Regions from separate parts of the Mus musculus genome. Here region 2 is linked to region 1. A link is a loop called in an ENCODE intact Hi-C map of the cell type or tissue named here. Cell type or tissue: left cerebral cortex. All regions are shown on one strand. Each heading gives the region's core, and the rest is flanking DNA. Links, peaks and the distances in the headings are about the cores only.

Region 1 (10,667 bases), core at 1,343-9,342:
TCTGTAAGTTTTTGATCCTACTGACCTAGGCCTAACGAATAATGGCTGTTCTTACACACTGCCCAAAAGATGCTGTTATCTTTTTCTCTCTTAATTTGTTTTTTTCTAAAGGCAAAGAAAGAAGGAAAGAAGGAAAGGAAGGGAGGGAAGGAAAAAGAAAAGAAATGTAGGGTGCTGGGGTGTAATTTAGTGGGAGAGTAAATTGCCCAGGATGCACAAGGCCCTGAGTTCTATCCTTAACCCAACCCTAACAAAAGAGGGGGAAAGGAGGGAGAAGAAAAGGAGACACAGAGACAGACAGACAGAGACACAGACACACACAGAAAAAGAGAGAGAGAGATAGAGAAAGAGATGCGTACTCAGGAGGTGACAACAGGAGGATTACATCACGCCCAAGGCCTAGTCTACAAGGTGGGTTCTGGATCAGTACCAGGGCTATGAAGCAAGACCCTGTCTTAAAAATAAAAACAGCAACAAAGGGAATCTTCATATCAGTGTACAAGACAAAACCAAAACTCCGCTACACTGGCTGACTGAAGTGCAAAAAACTACACGCTCAGCACAAGACCGTCATCTGCCCAGTGCAGAGAGAGCTCTATTTTCTTGAACAAAGCCGGCTTCAGACCAGCTCTGAGATAAGAATAGCAGTTACATGGACTGCCTACAAGATTTTAAGGGGCAGCTAAAGGAACCAGCTGAAGCCATCTTCAATCATTGTTTTCAATCATGTCAAAAGAAGGAAAGAGATCACTCCTAAGTCTGGGCAGCCTCGGGCTTTACCATCACCTACAAGGAGGCTCCAAGCACTCCTAGGATGGGCGAAGCTGGTAAGGAAAGGTGACAAGAGGCAGGAAGGATGCCCCAGGCCTCCCCGAGACTGCTCGAAGCCTGTTAAAGACAGAGATGGTGGTAGCTAGTGGTGGGGGTGGGAGAGGGAGCATGTGGGAGACTGTGAAGGAAGGTGTGGGGGGACAGATATAACCCAGCATATAGAAACCTGTCAGGATGGGATTTATTTCTGTTCTGTGAGGGGGTATAATAGGGCTTTGCCTGCACTCTCAATAGCTGTTTTGAAGTGAACCCGGCTGGTATATCTTTAATTTGTCATTTCATTATGAAACTGTTTCCCTTCCAAGAAGCCTTCACGTCAGGAAGCTCTGTCTGCCCACACAGGAAATTCCTTTGCTTCAACTTCCCCAAAAAGGAAATTTCCCTCAGAAGTGAGCCCAGCATATGCCTTTGAACAAGGCTGATTCAAGAAACTTTGGCAGCCGAATCCCAAAAACACCCCTGGCTTTCAGCTGCTGCCGGGACCCAGGGATAAACAGTTGGTCTCTGGGCCAGTGGGTGGGGACCCCACCAAAGCTCTCCATTCTCTGATGCCGCCCTTGTCCTCTACTGCAGCCTGTGGGACGTGGAGAGCTTAAATCTGCCAGGAAGGATTGAAGTATCTGCATCCAGATCCACAGAGACAACAGATAGACCACACACACACACACACACACACACACACACACACACAGACACAGACACACAGAGGCATCCCAAGACAGTGTCGGCACACACTTATCAGGATCGCACATAAGATTTCAGATTTTTGCCAGAGAGGACAGGATTTCAAATGAGTAGAGCACACATAAACAACATGGTAAGTAACAGACTCCCAAAGGTGTCTATCACTCAAGAACCTTTACCTCGGGTGATGGGATTTTCCACATAACTTTTCCCAGTGAAGATTCTCGGCGAAACATGGGAGGCGGGAGATGGGGGGGTGGGGACGGGACGTGGGGAGTATCTCCAACCACATCCCTGTAAGAATTAATCTCTCAGACATCGTGAGAACAGCTAAGTGGTGAGAATCCAGAGCAGCTGTGCTATAGAGAATTTTATGAAGCTTCTGAAGAGAGAAGCTGCCAAACTTGCATTTAAGTTTTTAATTTTCCATTTCAAATCACTTTATTTAAAAAAAAAAATCTGTGCAAAGGACGGATCTATCTAAAGCACAAAAAGAAGAGACGGTGTTGAACCTCAGACTGGGTGTCAGGCAGTGGCCAGTGAGAGACGGAGACAGATGAGGAGCTAAGGCGGCCCTGGATTTTCACCCTGCAATTAGAGGGCACTAGAACGGCAGCCTGCTCAGAGCTGATCTTATTACACTATTTATGTGCCAGGGCTCTGAAGAGATATTATTTACCAGGAAACAGAGCCGTATTTAAGAGACGGATGAGAATCATGAAGCTCACTGAAATCTCAATATATGAACCTTGAGGTTTGGGGTTGCGGTAGCCATTTGCTGTGAGGTGGTTTTTTAAATGTTTACTTTGGTGAGTTATCCTATTTTTCTGAAATTTATGAAGTCTTAACCGCAGTTGAGTCTCAGAGGGAATGTGACACTGTTTTTCATTCTTTTCATCTAGATAATAGGGCTTTGGTTTATACTGGGAAGGAAGGAAGACAGAGTCTGAGAGGCCACTGGACTGGCTACCAGCTCTGTGAGTGGCGCTGGCTGAGCTTGCCTTTTTAACCTCCTTAAACTGGACTTTTCATCTTAATGGTGAGGAGAAGGAAATTCAGTTCACAGGGCTGTCAAGAGGACTCAGCGACAAAATGTCTTACATGCGTGTAAGTTACCCCGGTAAGGTCAAGATCTTCCTGACCCCCTCACTGAAACGTGAATTCACGCGCCCCTTCTGTGTGTGAGGATCTGTACCTGCAAACTCACTGTTTCTGCCCAAGGACACAAAGGGCGTGGATCCTCAGCATGATGCTGGCCTTCAGATGCTCAGCTTGTCTGGTCAAGATCATCGCTGGCATCATCTAGAGATAGCACCCGAGCATGCTAAGCAGTAGGACTGGGTGCTCTTCTCAGCCTCGGGGCTCCAGGTTTAAAATACTTTGTCTTCATCAAGCAAGGGACCTGGATTTTGTCCTGCTTCACTCGTCTATCTCCTGAGCAAAATTACAGACGTTATTTCCAACTTGATCCTTGGCCTTCCACGTCAGCTACAGATCCCTCCGATACAAGGGAATTGAGAAATTTAATAAACTAATTTGCATGAAGAAAGGACGTGGGTTAGTCACCATCTCTATCCAAGGCACTACCTACCTACATTCCTGACTACTTTTAAAAAGTGGGGCTAGGGGCTCAGAAGAATTGCTTAGCAGCCAAAGCACCCACTGTTCTTATAGATACCCCAAAGCACCCTGTGTGTGCCAGTTTAGTTCCTAGCTCTAGAGGCATGTATGTAATACACATATATACATAATTACGAGTAACTTACTGACACACATAAAATAAATAAATCTAAAAAAAAAATGTTTTAACGGAGCTAGGTGGGAACATGCCTGATGCAAAAGGAATGCTTTTCAGAGGTGGAAAGGCAGGCGCAGAGAAGTTCATTACAGCAGATAATTCACACTCAAGGCGCTCATAGTCATTTCAACTGGGGGACCACATTCCCTGCTTTCGCAGAACACTGGCCCGGTTCAGAGGCAACTAGAAGCCCTCTCTGTCCTGGGTGCAGCAACAGGCACTTGGGAATCTGAATCTTCCATTCAGCAAACAAAGATGCCAATAGGCAGAGAGTGGCACAGCTGTAGGTACAATGTCAGCGCTACAATACTCCATTGTATCCGCCATGTTCTTTCCTCATAATGTGTGGGTGGTAGAAACCATCACAGGAGTTTTGTGATGTAGACATCTGGATTAATAGCTGCTATAATCCCAAAGACACATCTGTGTTCATATGTGTGCATGCATGCACACACACATGTATACACACAGACACACACACAGACACACACACATGCACGCACAAGTTTATCTGAAGAAAAATTTTCTCTGCCCATGAATCAAAAGAAAACTTTTTTCAGTTTCAAATATCCAGTTGGCAAAGGACAAATGTGTGCCATTTTTTGTTAGTCTCAAGTTTCAGTCAGCATATGATCAGAACATTCAAGTAGTTTGACTGTAATCTCCTTGTGTGCTGGAAGGAGGGGGTCTGTGTCAACATGCCTGGCTCATCTCCTGCTTGGGATTGAACTCAGGACTTCATGCACACTAAGCAAGTTCTCTACCAACTGATCTACTGATCATTACAGCAGATAATGTCCCCAGCTCCAAGCATAGTTTGAAAAGAACATTTATAACCCCACAGTCTCAGGCAAGGAAACCATCTCAGAGAATTTCTACTTTTGTGATCTTAAAAATACCTTCAAGTGAAACTCCAAATACTTGGGTAAACGACTATGTACACCACATCCAGGGCTTAAGGTCAGGGAGAGTCTCACATGGAATGTTTAAATGGGAGTTACAAATGGGAGCGAACATACGGTCAGGGATTCTGTGTGGTGGCTTCACTGCCAGCCTGAGAGAAGCATTTCCAAATGATGGAGAAAAGGCACTGTTTTCTCCACACTCTGTCCAGATCTAGTAAGAAAGTACCCCCCCCAAAGCTGGGGGGGGTGGGGGTGGTCAGGGGGCAGAATACAGAGTCATCTCATTGTCGTCGTCGTCCCCCCCCCCATATCAAGAGTGCCAGTTGGCACCAGGTCCCTGTACTTTTCTTCCTAGCGTATCTAAAGTTGGTGACTCATTAGCAACAACAAAAGGACAGAACAAAACCCTTTATAAGTTTTGTTCACAAATCACCGTGCTCTGGGCAATCCCTTTCTTCCAAATCTTATATCCCCTTTGGACAGCCCATGGCAACTCATGGATGATTCAAGCAACTGGTTGGGATTCTCTGTTTAGAAAGAGTTTCTTGGGTGTGAGTCTCTATGCCCAGGGGACAGCCTAAGTGTCACAGCTCCTCTGCTGCTGAGGCCGATGGAAATGTATTTTAAAGCTTCGCTTCAAAGCCTTCACTTTAGAAGCTGAAAGCCTTCAAGCCTCTGCCAGCTCGGCCTTTTTTCCCCATAATTAATTAATGCAGTATTAATTGTGCATGTGCTATGAGGCTGGCTGAAGCAGGATCCTGTGGGCCCTCTGTGCTGATCACTGGCCCTGCAGAGCCCCGGTGGGCAGCTGGGGGGGGTGGGGGGTGGGGGGGATTCACGCTGCAACTTTCGCAGACGACAACATAAGTAAACATGCCCTGAGTCATGAGGGGATTCCCACAGATCACACAGCCAGGATCAAGCAGTTACAGGAAGCTACACCTGTGTGCGATGCTCTGGGCAAAGGGCCAGCTCACAGGCAATTCTCAGGTCATAAAGGGGACTGTGAGAACGGAGGAGCGGGCCTAAGGCTAAGCTGCCGGGCCCTGGGACTAGCATTAGGAAGCACAGCAGAGCTGGTGGCAGAAGCCCTGCACGGCACCTGAGCGGGCATTCACTTCCACCTCATAAAAGCATTCCCTCGTGTCAAACACACAGGCACCCCAGAGAAAAGTCCAACAGAGCCAGACCCTAGATTTCCATACTTCCTTGTAGGGCATCCTCGCAAAGCAGTCACACAGCACAAGCGGAGGATAATCCCCTGCATCATCGAAACACTACCATCTGCACCAAAATTGGCGGCTGAGGACCGGCAATCAGACGAATGAGCACCATCCGTGTGTCTGTAGATAGTGCTTGGTAGTTGAGAAGCACACAGCTTCTCTGGAATCAGAATAGTATAATCTGTGAGAGTCTGGAAGGACTCGGGAACCGTGGGCTGGAGCTCCTTCATTTTACAGATAAACTGTTCCCCAGGAGAGCGAATTATCTGTGGCAGGGATGACCCACATCACAGCCACACGGGGCCAGAAGCTCAGAGACCTGACCGGGAGAGCGGCTGCCCTGGCAGTTGTACAAACGTGCCAGCATGATGGACACAAGGGAGAAACTGAGGCCCCAGCACACCAGACCACGTTCTGAAACACACCAGCCTAGCATGGGCTACGAGGAAGTGTGGTGGTGTCCTCTGTGAACTCAGTGTACCAACCAGAATCCAAGCACATCACCATCCTTATAGGTAGGTGCTCAGTATTAACCGTGAGCAGTGTGCTTCTTCAGAAAAGATGGGAAACTCGGTACAATGGGAACCTCCATTGGCTTCATTAAATTTTTGTTCCTAACATTCTACAATTTACACTTGAAAACATGCGACAGATAACAGTATACCCACAAGCCTGGATCTGAAATTTTATCGTGTTCTAAGTTCAAAGGACTGTTGAATTTGTATCTCTGATTTTATCCCTCTGGGTCTTCTCGTCAGTTGTTTATTTTTTAATTTCAATTTTGCTTGATTTCTTTTTTTCTTCCAAAAAAAAAGAGAAAACAACTGGAAGCTTTGATTTTTTTTTTCTCCTTACCAACAGCTAGAATGAAATAACTAATTAGTTCCTAACACTTTCGAGGTGGAGTATGAAGTGAGGAAAAGCCGAGTCTTGGAACAAGATGTGGAGTCAGGTCATGATTTCCTCTGACTTCTCTGTGTCCTCGGGGACACGATGTGCCACATCTGAGCCCCAAATGTGTTTGTGATTATTCAGACTTACGTTGCAGTGGTTCCTGGCACATAGCAAGTGCTCTCTATACAGTAATGGCTATCAGTACTTACTGCACACGACACTGCCATAGAGCCTCTGAACTAGTGTTAAGGACTTAGAAACAGGTGACCTTGCAATGGCTCCTGGGATGGAACATTGCTTCTAAATGCTGGCAGTTCACAGACCATACATACATACATACATACATGCATACATAAATGGTACTTAAGATCTAGTCTTGATGTTGATGCCACATGCCTCTAATCTCAGCACTTGGTAGGTACAGGGAGAAATTTAGGTACATCCTAAATCCAGTGTCATACACAGCTACATGCTGAATTGAAGGTCAGCTTGGGCAACAGGAAACTCTTAAACAAACAAACAAATAAAACAAAGTAGTATTTTATATGCTTTTTTAAAGTGCAAGTTCCATAAGCACTAAAAAAAAAACAAAAACAAAAACAAAAAGACAGGATTATTTCCTTTTCCCTTACAGACCGTCACCCTCCTCAATACAGCATGGGTTAGCATTCCAGCCTCAAAGGTTGGGAATTTACTTCTGGTAAGACCGAGAACTCCCTGCACGGGTTTTCCTTCCAGGAACCCTCTCTACACCTAGCGTACTTCCACAGCTCTTTACCCATTATCAGTATCTGCAGTCTGTAGCTCTATTACTGGAATCTCAGAGTGCCATCTAACAGCTATTAGCATCCACAGTCGGTAGGAAGCACTAAGGATGACCAATTTCAAAAGAATGGGACTTATTCTACCCATCCAAGCTGGAAGCGGGAACGTGAGTCTAGGTGGCTGATAGCACCTGGGAATCCACACTGGGCATGTGGTCAGAGTCAGGAACTGCGTAAGTCCCCCCAAATCTTTCATTACCCTTGCCTCAGATGAGATTAGTAAAAGAACCCCTAAAATACTCATACTCGGCACAAGCAGCTGAGAATCCAAATTTACCTAGGACAGCAGTGAAACCAGTTAGCACCTGGAGGTTCCCTCTGCGATTGAGTTGTGGAAGGATGCAGCTGTCGGGGCCATTCATTCCTGCCTGAATCTTCAAGAGTGAGTTACAGAAGAGGTGCAGCAAAAGGACAGAAGAAAGGGGGGAAATGTATGCTATGTAGGAATGGGAACTGTATCAGACTTGGGTAAAGGCATCTCACTAATGCTTTCTGAGAATGAAGAGGAAGGGGAGAGGTTAGGGAAGTGTACAACATGCTAACATCATCCAGGATCGCCATCATCCCTGCCCGGGGGGGTACAGTCGGCATATACATGAGCCTGCTTATATGTAGAAGGGTAAGGCTCTTCAATCTGCAAACCTTAGCCTGTCAAGAGAAGGCCACAGAACTTCTCAGGACTTAAAAAAAAAGGGAGATAACAGAAACAAGGTAGACATAAGGTCATTTTCTGTTGACCATGTCTCTTTCCCAAAACTGACTGATTTTCAATGTCTCATATGTTTCAATGGTTCTGTTTGTCACAAACCTATGCAGAGTCTAGAGTAAATCAGACACCTCTGGGTTCACGTATTATGACGGTTAATTGTTAATGTTGACTGTCTCAAGGCATGTCTAAAGGACCTGGAGTTAGGAGGGAGATGTGATAAAGTCATCCCGGTAGGGGTTGGAGGGGAGGAACTAGGGATGTATTTGACCAAAACACATTGTGTGCAGTTCTCAAGGAATAAATTAAAATGTATTTGAAAACAGACAGGAACAAATACCCGAGAGACTCCTGAGGCACACCTCTGAGTATATCTGGGGGACATTTCTAGACACAACTGCATCATTAGGGCTGGATTAATCCATCGATGGGTCCTTAATATGATGGCATTACTGGAAGATGGAGAGAAACAGGAAGCTCTGTCTAGAGGAAAGAGGCAGGCCATCGGGAACACGGCCTTGGGAACACATCTTGCCCTGACTTCCTCTGCTTCCTCCTTACCCCATGAGGAAATTCCTCCACCGCAGGCCTTTACTGCCTTAATGATCTGCTTCATCAGGGGCCCGGAAAAGGGGGCTAGTGACCACGGACTGAACTCTCGGAAACCATGAACCAAAACATAGTTCTCCCCTGGATCTGTTCACATCAGATAATCCCAGCAGCACAGAAACCTAAGCCATGTGTGTATCTATGCACGTGGGGACCAGCAACTGCCAGCAGCCTCCGTCTAGTTCAGAAGGCAAAAAAAAAAAAAAAAAAAAAAAAAAAAAGTGAGAGCCCTTGACATGCAAGAGGTGGCTGTGTTTGCCCTCTGGATCCCACCGAGAGTCAGAGCAAACACCAGAGCTCTTGCTGGAGGAACTGCCTTAAATGTGCACACAGCTCACTGCAAGAAATGTGCAGCGAAAGAAAAGGTCAATAAACCTCTGGTTATATGTTTAAAGAGAGAGAAGAGAGACATCTATAAATAGCTGCATTTATTGAAGTTGCTTCCTTATCAGGAAGCATGGAGCTAGGAATTAACGTCTGCCTGCATCGGAAATTCTTTCAGACAGCACACCCAAAAAGGAAATTTCCCTTCCGAAGCATCCTGGCTGGCTGTTCCATTGTAGACAGCCACCCCCCTCCACTTTGGAGTTATCTGAAGCAGCTAAACTGGACCCTTATATTATCCCATGTGCTGTAAGGAAAACTGAGAACAGTGAGCATTTGGTTATAAAACATGAAGGTCCCCAAAGGAAGGTTTAAGGGGCAATAAAGGACTAAAAAACGTCAGCAGCTTGACCAACTTTGCCAGAAGTCAGTACTGCTTTAAGACACTGGCTGGGAATTAGCCTCAACTCTGGTGGTGATGTCACCACATGTCACAAGCAGCTGTAAGGAGAGGTCACCTCTGGAACACTACTGATGGCCAAGGGCCTAGGAAGATTTGACAGACCTGAGAAGATGAGAGGGGAGGGCCAGGGAAAGTTCCAGACTGAGGGAGCCTGTCAATCATGGGAAACTATCAGCAATGAAACCCTGCTTGCACCACAAGTCAAGAACACCAATCTCAATACTATGTGGACTGTGGACGAGTTAGCTCCAGGTCCTTTCCCTAAGGAGACAAATGTAGTATGAGAGTGGGGAAGCCTCCTGCTAAGCACAGAAGACCACAGCAGACCTGCACTGAGTTACCCTCCTCCCCACTATTGGCATCATGCCAGCGTTATGCATGTGAACTCTGTCGTTTACAGGAATCTCTCACCTCTCAAGAGTCAGCAGACATTTCTAGAAAGTTAGTCTTAGAGAAGCTGAACCCTCTACTTGGAAGACACTGTCCTGAGACTAAAGCCCATTCAGTCTTCAGAGCTGGTCCTCAAAGGCCTCTAAAGCCAGTCTTGCCATGGGTTGCAGAAATAAACTGAATTTCAATCTCAGGTCACACAGACACACACACACACACACAAATAAAGCAAAGGGACAGCAGAGCAGTGGGGGAAAACCAGAAAGAGACAGTCCTTACCCTTGGCTCTAACACTACCCGAGACTCCCCCTCAGCCTTCTGAAAGGGACATGCTAGCGTGATGGAGGCTCGTGCCTATCCATGTCCAAGGGGCGTCTTTAGAACCATGTCTGCCATTGAACCCTTTATTTCCCATAGTCTATCCACATTCTTTGGACTAATCTTCCAGTCCCAGAGACATTGCCTATATGCCTCCTCCTAAAGAGGCTAAAAGCTAGCTTGTGGGGCAGAAATCCTGTTAGACCCTTTCCCTCCTGTGTGAGCCTGGACAAGCCCATTGACCTGAGGCTGGATCTTGAACACCTGCTTCAAGAACTGTCACGTGATTAGATAACGTGTACGGATGTGTCTTGTTTCTCACGACACGATAAAATATTAACTAGATTATATTTAGCTCTCATGGTTGTCTCTGCTTTTGAGGACAAGCATGACTTCAAAGTATAGAGAATTATGGTTCCGGCCAATTAAAACAGAGGCGCCCGCCACATCTGTCTGTGTGTGCAGATTCTGATGGAGTTCAGCTTGCCTTGCAACTGGATGAACCCCAGTCACTCTGCTGAGGAGACACAGCAGCAGAGTGGGGTGAGCAGCGAGGCTCTCACAGGAACTAAATTATTAAACACACACACGCAGGAGTAGTAACGTAAGAATTCTGAAAGATTCACAAGGAAAGAAAGGAGAGCCAGGGGACCATTTCTGGTGTCCCGACTCTGGAAAACTCAGGGCAGTTATTATGG
Region 2 (10,667 bases), core at 1,235-9,234, 92 kb after region 1:
CAATGACTGGGGGCTATAACCATCACTAGGTGATCAACAAGGCTCTATCTTCCCTTAGGGAAGAAAGGATTCGGTTGATTCAGAGACAGGCCTCATAAGCGCCAGGCATCTCTACTCCTCCAGGTCCCTTCCAACCCATCCACAGAACAAGCTTTCCTTGAAAAGAAGATCAGAAAACAGCTGTCTCTCAAACTCAAGACTGAACGATGGGAAAACACCAAAAACAAACCTACAAAATCCCCTAGGCTCTGACCACACTGCACAGTTGGGAAGGGTCACACGCGGGGCTGAGCAGAGAAAATTCTCAGGTTCTTTCTGCATAGACTCAGAGCAAGAGACACATTATGTTCTCTTCGGGTGGTAGACCCTTGAGGGAAGTTATCAGTTCTAGAATTTTCCACCTTGGAGACTGGGCACCCCTTACTGAAAACTTCACAGGAAAAGAAATAACGGTCGCATTTTAACTTTCAGAGGTAGAGCGTCCCCTCGTAGGTCACAGGCCGGCCATCTGCTCCCTGGCTCGGAGTCTCTGCTTTCCCTCTTCCTCCCCACATCCATCTGAACATCCTCTGGCAGTTTATAAGCTGTGTCCCATCGCCTGTGGAATTCATAAGCAAGAACTTCTCAAAACCCCAGGCAGGACAGGAAGGAAGCAAGCGATCTGGCCACGCGCACGGGCTGTTCTTTATTGTTAGCTGAATTCCGTGCATTGTTTGCTGGGGCAGTCTGTCTGTCTGTCCCTAAGGTACAGGACGACTGAGGTGTCCAATAGGCATCACTCTGTACTTTAGAGAAAGGCACTGCGTGAGCAGACACTGCTCTAGGGAAAACTGTCTGTCACAGACCAGCACTAGCAGAAGTATAGCTGCTTAGAGCTAACTCCACAAGTCATCTAAGTCCTGACCCTTAAGCCCTGGTGCCTGTTCCTTAAACTCCCTTAGATCATCCTCTCCAAACTAGGACTGAGCCTGGATGGAACTCAGTAAAGAAACCATCTATTCTAACATGAGTCATTGGCATTATCAGCCAAGATCAAACACGGGCCCATTATCTCCCCGTTCCCCAGGAAAACATAGTAAGAGGTACCAATGAGGCACGCTCCCTTACGAGCAAAGTGACCAGCGTTTATGGACTTACAGCTATACTATTTGGAGGGATGGGGTTCCTGAAGGGAAGCATCTACCAGCCAACATCGTTTCTTTAATCACGACTTCAAGGATATTTCACATATGAACTCTGAATGACCTTCTGAAGTCCAAGGGTCCTCTCACCTTAATCTACATAAGACATATATGAGTCTTCTCCTTTCCATGCCCCCGTCCCGTTTTTGTTTCCTTTTTGTTGCTGTGACAAAATACCCTGGCATAAAGCAACTTAGGAGAGAAGGGGTTTATTTTAGCTCACAATCCCGGGATGCTGGGAAACCATGGCAACGGGGGCTTGGGATCGTCCTTGCATCACAACCACATTCGAGGATGGAGAGGCAACGAATGCACATGTGCTTAGTGCTCAGCTAGCTTTCTCTCTGCCCTTACACAGTCCAGGGCCTAAAACCCAGGAACAGTACCGGTCATTTTCACGGTGGATCTTCCAACACCAATTAAGATGATCAAGACAGAGACATTCTCAACCTGATCGATCACTAGGTGATCGATCACTGAAAGTCTCTTTCCAGGTGACTCTTCACTCAATCAAGTTGAAAACTGACACCACCACCACCCCACACACCTCCCCTCTCATCTAGTCTCCGCTCAGCCACTGGAGTGTATTTCCCCCAAAGTGGTTGCCTGTGGAAACCCAAACCTTTCTTCAATTCCAGCCTGCAGTCAATTCTCCCTTGCACCGGCCCTCTCTCTGCAGCCTTCTCGTTTTCTTCCTCGTGGGCATCCCCAGACTGGTTCCGAGCAGAGTCGACTCATCTCACATCCTGCCACTAAATCCCCTCCTCCTCCTCCAGCACACCCACCTGCTCTGTGAGCTGCCCCTTCCGCAGTCTGGATCGGCACCCTCATTCACACACCCTCAGAACACCACAGTTTGGCACCACCGGGCCACAGATGGCTCTGCTGCAACTAAACGCCCAGCCCCACTGAACTGCTCGCCCTTTTCCTTTCTGTCCCTGAATGCTCAAGTTCAAGGTGAAGAACAAGTGGTGGATTTTCGGAGTCTGGAAGCTCACCCAGTGACAAGGCTGAGGGATGGCCTAGGGGCCTCCACATTATGTAGCCTTTCCACAAAAGTTAGGTGGCAATCACTGTCACTCCTGGCGTTCAGTGCAGAGTTTCCCACACAGTGATGCCTCTAGACTTTTCTAATGTGCTGGTCACCACCTTCCTTTCCACAACCCGAGGATACTGAGCTACCAATCAGAAGCTGCATGCTGTTGCACGGCTCTTTTATGGAAGACTTGGTACCTGGATAATACCAAGCACTTCACACCAGTGACCCCACTATTAAAATGAGGTGGGGAGCAGAGGTGTCAATAAGATAGCTCTCTGCCTCAGAGAGCACAGCGTATAGGCGCCCCTGCTAATAATGTCTTCAACTCCTTTAGCTCTGCATACTGGTGAACAGCCCTGTATATTATTCGCAGGCTTTGTTTCACCCCATTAACAGAGGACAATTGTATTAGCCATATGAGTCTGAGTTCCCATGCTATTTAACTGCTCTGCTGTCGTGCTAACGAAGCTGAAGGGGGGTTGGCAAGAGTGTAGATCACCTTCATGTACAGATATTTGTGGTTTTATTTTTCCTTCTGCCAGCTTGCCTCTCCGTTTCAATTGCTTACCATCTGCCTCTGAACAATCTAAGTGCGAGCAGATAGATTTTATTTGGAGGATGAAATGGTTTGGGCTCGTCTGGAAAAGCATTTTCATATACTGGCGTTCAGGGCATTTCCTGCTTAATAGGACTGAGGGGTGATTCGGTTTGGTGGGAAGTGGGTTTACTCCCTTAGTCAGAATATGCTGTTAAAAGGCCTCGTGATCACATTTATCAGTGGGACAAATAGCATAGTCATGAGGTCAGAACTCATATGTCAGCCTAAAATGAGCCTTGAATGGCCCACAGCCTGGCAGGTGCCAGGGCAGAAAAGTGAGTGTTATTGTATAAACATTGTATTTCCCCCTTCACCATCTTTTAAGTTTAAAAGAAGAAAACACTGAGCCACTTCACATGGAACTTGCTGATTTGTGGTTTACATGAACTGTAACCAGTAACTGAAACACAGGGACACTCAATCAGGTCACCAAGAAGAGTCAGAGGATTTGTAGACCTATAATCTCCATAGCTGGGAAGCTGAAGCAGGAATGTTTGAAGCCAGCCAGCTTGGGCTACAAAGTTAGATCCTGCCTCCAAAAAGAGACAGGGCCAGGGGGAGGATGAAGAGGAAGAGAAGAGGGAAGAAGAAGAAGAAAAGGAAGAGGAAGAAAGAAAAAGAAAGGTAATATGGTTTGAACTGATCTATAATTCTGAAATCAAAATCCCAACTAAAGACTACTGTGTCTCAGATCGTTGAGCTGGTCGTATCAGAAAATGTGGGTTCGGACAGAGTAATTGTGTCATGGGACCCTGCACACATAATTAACTCAGCTGTTTGGGCATTGGTTTGAAATTCCTCAAAACTCAGCTGCCAGTGCCTAAATCCTGTTATTGTAATAATCATCTTGTAAATTATAAATACTCAGAACTGATTAGGCAGATGTCAGGAAACTACTTGTAGACAAGTCTTCACCCCTGGGGCAGGAAACCCAAAGCACACTACAGCAAGCTTAGGACTGATCCAAGAGGGGACTGGGCTGCCACCCTGGTCCCCTCCTAGATAATGCCCTTCAGAAACATTTAAACTGGAACTCCAACTTCTTTTCAAACAGGGTCTCACTCTGCAGCCTGGCTGTTCTGGGACTACCCACTAGACCTGCCCTCTAGCTTGCAAACAGCCACCTGCTCCCACCTCCTGCATGACAGAACTACAGGCAGACATCTCCGTGCCTGACTTAGAACCCTGGCTTCCTACCCCAACAGATCAAGCAGCTCTGGACTCCCAAGTCTAGGCTGATGAGTCCTCTGTTCCAGAGTTGCTGCAGAAAGCTAGTTGTAATTGCCCTACTAAATCAGCAGCTTGCTCCTCCCCATCTCCTCTTAAGATGCTAACTGGGGAAAGACCTATCCCTCTCCTATGAAAGAGAAAGCTACAGTACAATTACAGATTTAGTTAGTTCCACCACTGCTTAGGAGCCAGGCAGATAAGGAAAAACAGCAAAATCTCTCGCCCACCCAACTATCTATTAATATATCTACTACGTATCTATTAAAGTTTATACCTATTAATATATTATATATACTATATAGGTAGTACCAGGTTTGGTGGTGTATGGCTTTAATTCCAATACTCAAGAGGCAGGGAGACAGAAGGATCTCTGTAAGCTTGAGGCCAGCCTGGTCTACAACTTATCTTACGTTCTAAGACAGGAAAAACTACATAGAGAGAATCTGTCTCCAAAACAGACAGACACACAGACACACAGAAACACCCCCCCACACACACACAGCTATGCATGGTTTTAATAAAACAATAGTGGTTCTTCATTGCAAATGAACAGACGCAAAAAGGAGTGTTTTTAAAACCCTACATGGCAAAATTCTATGTGTAAATCTTACAGAATTGCCACCTGTTATGTAGGATCGTTCACCTAGTCATTTTAGTGTCTCTCAATGGTTATTTCTCATTCACCGAAGGGAACTATACTGTATCTTCCTTGGTTTTAGAACATCCTAAAAGCCATATCCCTAACTCTTCTCTCCCACTCTGTTTCCATTCCTACAATGAGAGCCTGCTGAAGCAGGAGAGGAGTGAGCGACTTTCCTCCATCTGTCTCCATCCACGCTGAGAGCGAGGTACACTACATCGACGAATACTGACGGACCGGTCAGTAACTGGCTACTTCGGGGAAAGTGTGACCAGGGAAGGTGATGTCCAGAAGTGTCACTTTACTACTTAAATCCAGCCAGCACACATTATAAACTCTGTTATAACGTGAGGAGACTGTAGACCCTGTTAGACTAAATGCCACACAGTAACCCATCCGAAACATTAGATCTTGAAGAGCCAGTAGTGTAGCTCAGTGGTTAACACCTACCCCATTCAAGGCTCTAAGTTTGATCCCAAGCACTGGAGGAAAAAAAAAATCATATAAAACAGGGATTCATGGCGCATGCCTGTAATCCTAAGGCATTCGGGAGGCAGAGGCAGGAAGACTGCAGCTGGTCTACATATCAAGTCCCGGACTAGTCAGGAACTCACAATGACACCTTGTCTTAAAACAAAAACAAAGCAACAACATCTGAATACCTACAAATGATGAATTGTGAGGATTTCAACAAATTGTTCCTAAAGCCATTATTTGGAAGACAGGGACCATAGTTAAAACAGTGTTTCTCACCAAAACCAAGAGTCACATGACAAAATCAGATGTAAAGGAAAAAGTAACTTGTATGCTGTCACACTAAACTAAAAAAAAAAAAAAAAAAATCACACGAACCTTTTCTCAAGTACGATGAATTTATTATGGTACTAAAAGCTGTCCATCCGTCCGCCCCCCCCCCCACACACACACACACACAAACCTATATTCTTTATTTTGGAAAGGCATGCTTAAAATACTCACAATTATGTCCACTTATCAAAGTCAGGTGATCAAAGTTAACTTAATCTCTAATGAGGAAGAGAATTGGTGTATTCCCATAGCAAAAGGAGATCATCAGGAAAGAGAAAAATAATGAACGCAGAAGGCAGGATGACGTCATTTGGGTGGGATGACGTCATGGAGGAAAGGAGTGTGGCAGGACCGTGAATGGACACACGGCCTCGGGGTGCTGCAGACTCCCCTTTTGGAGAAACCCACTTGGGCACTTCCTGCTTTGAAGGTTTACTAGCCGCACTGGAGGAACAGGTGATCCAAAGAAGGAGAAACAAAACTATATTGCATTAACAAAGAAAAGAAAGGCTCCAGCAGGCATGGGACATGAGAGGTGGCTCCTGAGAGATGAGGGGAGATGAGGGGCTGAAGTGGGAGGAGGAAAAGAACGAGGAGAATTGGGGGGCTGAGTGGGAAAAGCTAAGAAAGCTAAGAATAGAGACAGGAGGAAGTGCTGCGCCACAAGAGATAGACACAAGGGAAGGCCGTGGAGGCCTGGGAATCACTGGTAACTACCCCACTGCACCAGAGGCTCCACAGCCTGGTCCTTATTCAAAACAGCAAAGTCCATCCGTGCCCCTCACTTCTCCCTCAGCTCCTTTTAGACCAGACTTCCTAGGTACTTTACCAAGACAAATCTAAGGCTGACAACTGCAGGCCGTATAGCAAGAGGATTCCCCCCACCCCGGGATCTGTGAACCATGTATTAATGTTCCAGACATGCATTAAGTTGTGGTATAGGAACTAAAGCAAAGTCCAGGCAAAAGGGGGGAGGGGCATGATTGAAAACATCTTAAAAGGTGAGTGTGAGAGTGTGTGTGTGTGTGTGTGTGTGTGTGTGTGTGTGTGTGTGTATTTACCAGAAGTAGCACACCTGGTTGGGCAATTGTGCAATGATATCTAGTATAGAGGTGTGAATTCATGTGTGTGAGTAGGGTATGTTTGTATGTATGTATATATGTGTGTGGGTTTGTGGTGCATTTGTGTGTAGGATGTGTTTGTGATGTGTGTGTATGGTGTGTTTGCGGAGTGTGTATATGGTGTGTTTGTGGTGCATTTGTGTGTATGGTGTGTGTGTGTGTGTGTGTGTGTGTGATGTGTGTGTAGCATACCTGGTTATGCAATTGTGTAGTTATACCATAAGGGGTGGGTTCCTTCCTGATCTTAGATTCTGCCCTGAACCATGAGGCTTAAGTATCCTGCAACTTGCTGCAACGGAAAGACAAACTATCTTCTCAACACCAGCCAGAGAGCATAAAAAGAGGCAATCCGGAAAGACCCTTGGCACAGGCGCTGTCTTTGGTAACTGGTGCCATGCAGAAGACTTCTAGTCCTGGGGCTGAAGGAAGAAGAGAGAAGAAAGGCAATCAAGAGGCCTTTCACCACATCCTAAGTACAGAGTTAGCTCATGCTGGGGTCAGGAGACAGAAGAGTGGTCCTCCTGGAGCGGCACTGGACACTTGATATTCTCTTTGTATTCAGCAGCTAATTACAAACAGGGTCCACCCAAGCCAAAGAAAGAAAAAGAAAGGGGTTCTACCAAACAAATCAAATGTTACCTATCTTCTCATATGCAGAATATATATATATATATATATATATATATACATAACCATAAAACTTGATAACTAAAAAAAAAAAATTTTAAAGGCCCAGAACTCTCCTACATGGCAGATCAATTTTAAAGCAACGTTAAGAGAATCTGTATCAATTCCAGATATGGAGGTACAAAAGTTTGTTGCTAGAACTAATACTAGGTCCCATGTGCTGCGCCCTGGGTCTCACTGTTGCCTGACCACTGTGTCAGATGAGGGGAAAAGCAGCCTTCACTTCAGTGGAGTAAAGGCACTGAGCCAGGCTTCCAGTAACGCCTGCGACAAGAACCCTGACAGCACCACTCTGTCAAAGCATGAGGGATACCAAGACACTGCCTACCTGCCCTCAGGAGCCACTCTCTCTACCTTGGCAGCTTTCAAAGTGTGCACTTTCACACCTGCACCTGGGTCTAGAATTCTCTTCTCTCAGAGTGGCCAGACGGCACATTCTGCCAGCTGACTGGATGCACGAACCTCATCTGAATCCGTGTGAGAGAGACAAGGCAATCCAGACTCCCTGAGCAGACGACAGATGAAGAAAAGCAGTATGGGGACCTACTCACCTGCAGCCAAGGTGAGGTGAAGGGCAGCGGGGCCAGCAGGCGGCTGCAGTGTGAGTCTGGGAGAAAGTCCCTGGCAGGTGATCAGGAAAAACTGGCACGGTTTGAGCAGGAACTATACAAGGATCTGTGATGGGGTCTGGTTGGGTTCAAGAAGTTGGAACTTCTCCCACAGCTTAATGGTCTATTTCCCAGCTATCAGTCAATCAATGGCAACCAGGAATAAAAATAAAAAAAAAAAAGAGATGAGTTTTTCTGGGCTCGTGTGGAAGGTTCAGGGTCTCTTGGAACTGCTTCCACTTGGTCAAGTTCACTTGTATGAAATCCTACCGAGACAAGTAGCCCGCAGACATCAGAGAATCTGCTGTATGAGCAAACACCGTAGTGTTGCCCTTCGCAGACAGAAATGTTGAGGCTGCCTGTCACACCAAGGATAAGACAAGGACATTGTCCCAGTGTTGTGGAACCTGAGTCATTCTCACGGGTCTGTCCCGAGGCACTGCCATGAAACCAAGGGGGTGCCGAAGAACCACTCCTCTTGGCACCAATGCCAGCACTGAAGGAAACATGGGCTTTAGAGAAAGCTACGAAGAGCCCACCCTGGGGCAAGGACAGTGCCATACTCTTCTTCAAAAGGCAATCTCGAACTTCACAGAAACTTCACAGGTAATCGGTGCTGACCAACCAGTGAGGGAACAAGCTGGAGGAACAAGGTCGCAAGTTCGCCTGGGAGAGCCTCTCAGCCAGCCATAGATAGACTGCAGAGGATTATGAAAAAGAGCCCCTAGCTCTTTGTCCCAGACACAGTCCACCCATGCCACAGCAGAGAATCATGGGAGTACCAGCCAACTCATCTAGGGCATCCAGGCTACATCTGGTACAGGCAGCCTATGGAATCTTGAACTTTTTCTCAGGCTATGTTCCTCTCTAGAAGGTGGGCTCCAAGAGAGAGAAAGTATGAGTGGACAGAATTGTTTGTTGTGTATCCTGGGCCTGGACTGTGTTATGCTTGTCCTGTGGTCTTCCACAGGGCTTCAACAGGACGATTTCTATCTTCTATCGGCAAGGAGAATTTCCTCAGGACTTCAACAGTACAAAGACTTCATGTTTCACATCACGAAGTCAGTCCAGCATCCACTTAAGAGAAACTGAGTAAATACGAGCTGGTTTCAGAAATCTAATGCAAAACCATGGACATATGGCTGAGTTGCCAGAGTGCCTGCCTAGCACGCATAAAGCCCTGGGTTCAACCCCCAGCCTTCACAAACTGTGTAAGGTGGTTCCCACCTACAGACCTTGGCATGTAGAAACAAGAGAATCGTAAGTTCAAGGTCATCTCTAGTTTATGGTTAGTTTGAGGCCAGCCTGGGTTACGCGAGAGCCTACTTCCCCCGCATTTTCCCTAATGCTTTGGATTCAAGGTGCCTACCTCCCTTCTAGGCACCGTGTTAGAAACAGAAAATGTAAGAATGAGTCCATTAGATTCCTGCCCTGTCTGGGCTTTCAGACCATGGAGAAGAATAAGCCAGTCATCTATAACCGGATCATTGCCAATCACAAAAGGCAAGTTCAATGAGTTGTGGGAATGCCGTGTCTGGCAACCACAGAGAAAGCTTTGAAAAAATAGGCTTCGGATAACAAGAAGGCTGCCAGGAGAGAGAGGATCAGGGGACGATTCCAGGCATGAAAAGTTCAGCATATGGTCTGGGGCGAGTGCAGTACTGCCTGAGTGGGCCGTATTGTTGAAAGGGGAAGTGGAACACAGTATTAGAAAAGTAGAATGTCAAGTGCCTGGCTTGACAAAAGCAATGAGCTGCAAGGAGTCAGTGCAGAGCCAGAAACGGATCCCAGCACTGGTGAGATGGCTGCAGAAAAATCAGAGTATGGGGCCAGCTTTAGCTATGTAGTGAGTTTGAGGTCAAATGGGGGTGGAGTTGGGGTTAGAATAGGGCCACAAGAACTTCTCATTAAAAAAAAATAATAATAATAAGTTAGCCAGACGTCGGTGGCGCACGCCTTAATCCCAGCACTCGGAAGGCAGAGGCAGGCAGATTTCTCAGTTCAAGGCCAGCCTGATCTACAAAGTGAGTTCCAGGACAGCCAGGGCTGTCTGGGAAAAAAAAAAGTTACTCCTGGCTGGACTGAAGGGGGCCTGGGCTAGATAGTGTTATGCCAACTTGACACAAACTAAAGTCATCTGAGAAAAAGACCCTCAAGTAAGAAAGTGCCTCCATAAGATACAGAAAAGCCTGTAGGGCATTTTCTTAATTAGTCATTCAGGGGAGAGGACCCAGCCCAGTACGGCTGGTGCTCTCCACCCCTGCACTGGTGGTCCTGAGTTCTGTGAGAGAGCAGGCTAAGCAAACCGGTCGGCAGCACCCCTCCGTGGCCACTGCCTCAATCAACTCCTGCCTCCAACATTCCTGCCTGGTTTGAGTTCTGGTCCTGATCTCCACCCTTCAGGAACAGTGATGTGCAAGTATATCCAGAATAAAACATTCCCTCCCCAAGTTGACTTGGCCATTTTGTTTCATCACAGCAGTAGTGACCCTAAGACAGGGCCCAAGAGTGGAGACCAGGAGGAAAAGAAAGCAAGATGACTCGGAACCAGAAGCACGCCAGCAACATCGGAGCAGAGGAGACTGACCTGCGGTATAAACCACATGGAACTAGATTGTCCTGATGACCGGAAAGCATAGCACGCCAGCCATCTTAAAGTTACAGATCTAGGAACCTGACAAAGGGACAGTTCGACAAGACGGGGTGGCACAGACCCACAATCTCTGCACTTAACTTAGTAGGTGGAAGAAGGAAGA

What was found. Hi-C counts contacts between places; a loop is a spot of excess contacts. Peaks named below come from ENCODE experiments on the same cell type or tissue, not always from the same donor. Only the 100,000 strongest peaks of a DNase experiment are listed, where the experiment ranks them.
Region 2: it touches region 1 in a loop (2.2-fold over the local background); 3 of 42 quality-filtered maps call a loop at or near these places.

Annotation. Positions count from the first base shown.
Region 1 is chr6:134,142,658-134,153,324 of GRCm38, reverse strand. The region is part of intron 2 of Etv6 (ets variant 6); the gene reads right to left. Among named protein-coding and RNA genes, the nearest start is that of Gm46978, 37 kb to the right of the region's middle. In left cerebral cortex, for the core only: no CTCF peak of the experiment used is centred there; DNase peaks (open chromatin) are centred at 1,919, 3,544 and 5,574; H3K27ac peaks cover 2,385 bases.
Region 2 is chr6:134,051,004-134,061,670 of GRCm38, reverse strand. The region is part of intron 1 of Etv6 (ets variant 6); the gene reads right to left. Among named protein-coding and RNA genes, the nearest start is that of Etv6, 21 kb to the right of the region's middle. In left cerebral cortex, for the core only: no CTCF peak of the experiment used is centred there; DNase peaks (open chromatin) are centred at 1,477, 1,959 and 4,858; H3K27ac peaks cover 783 bases.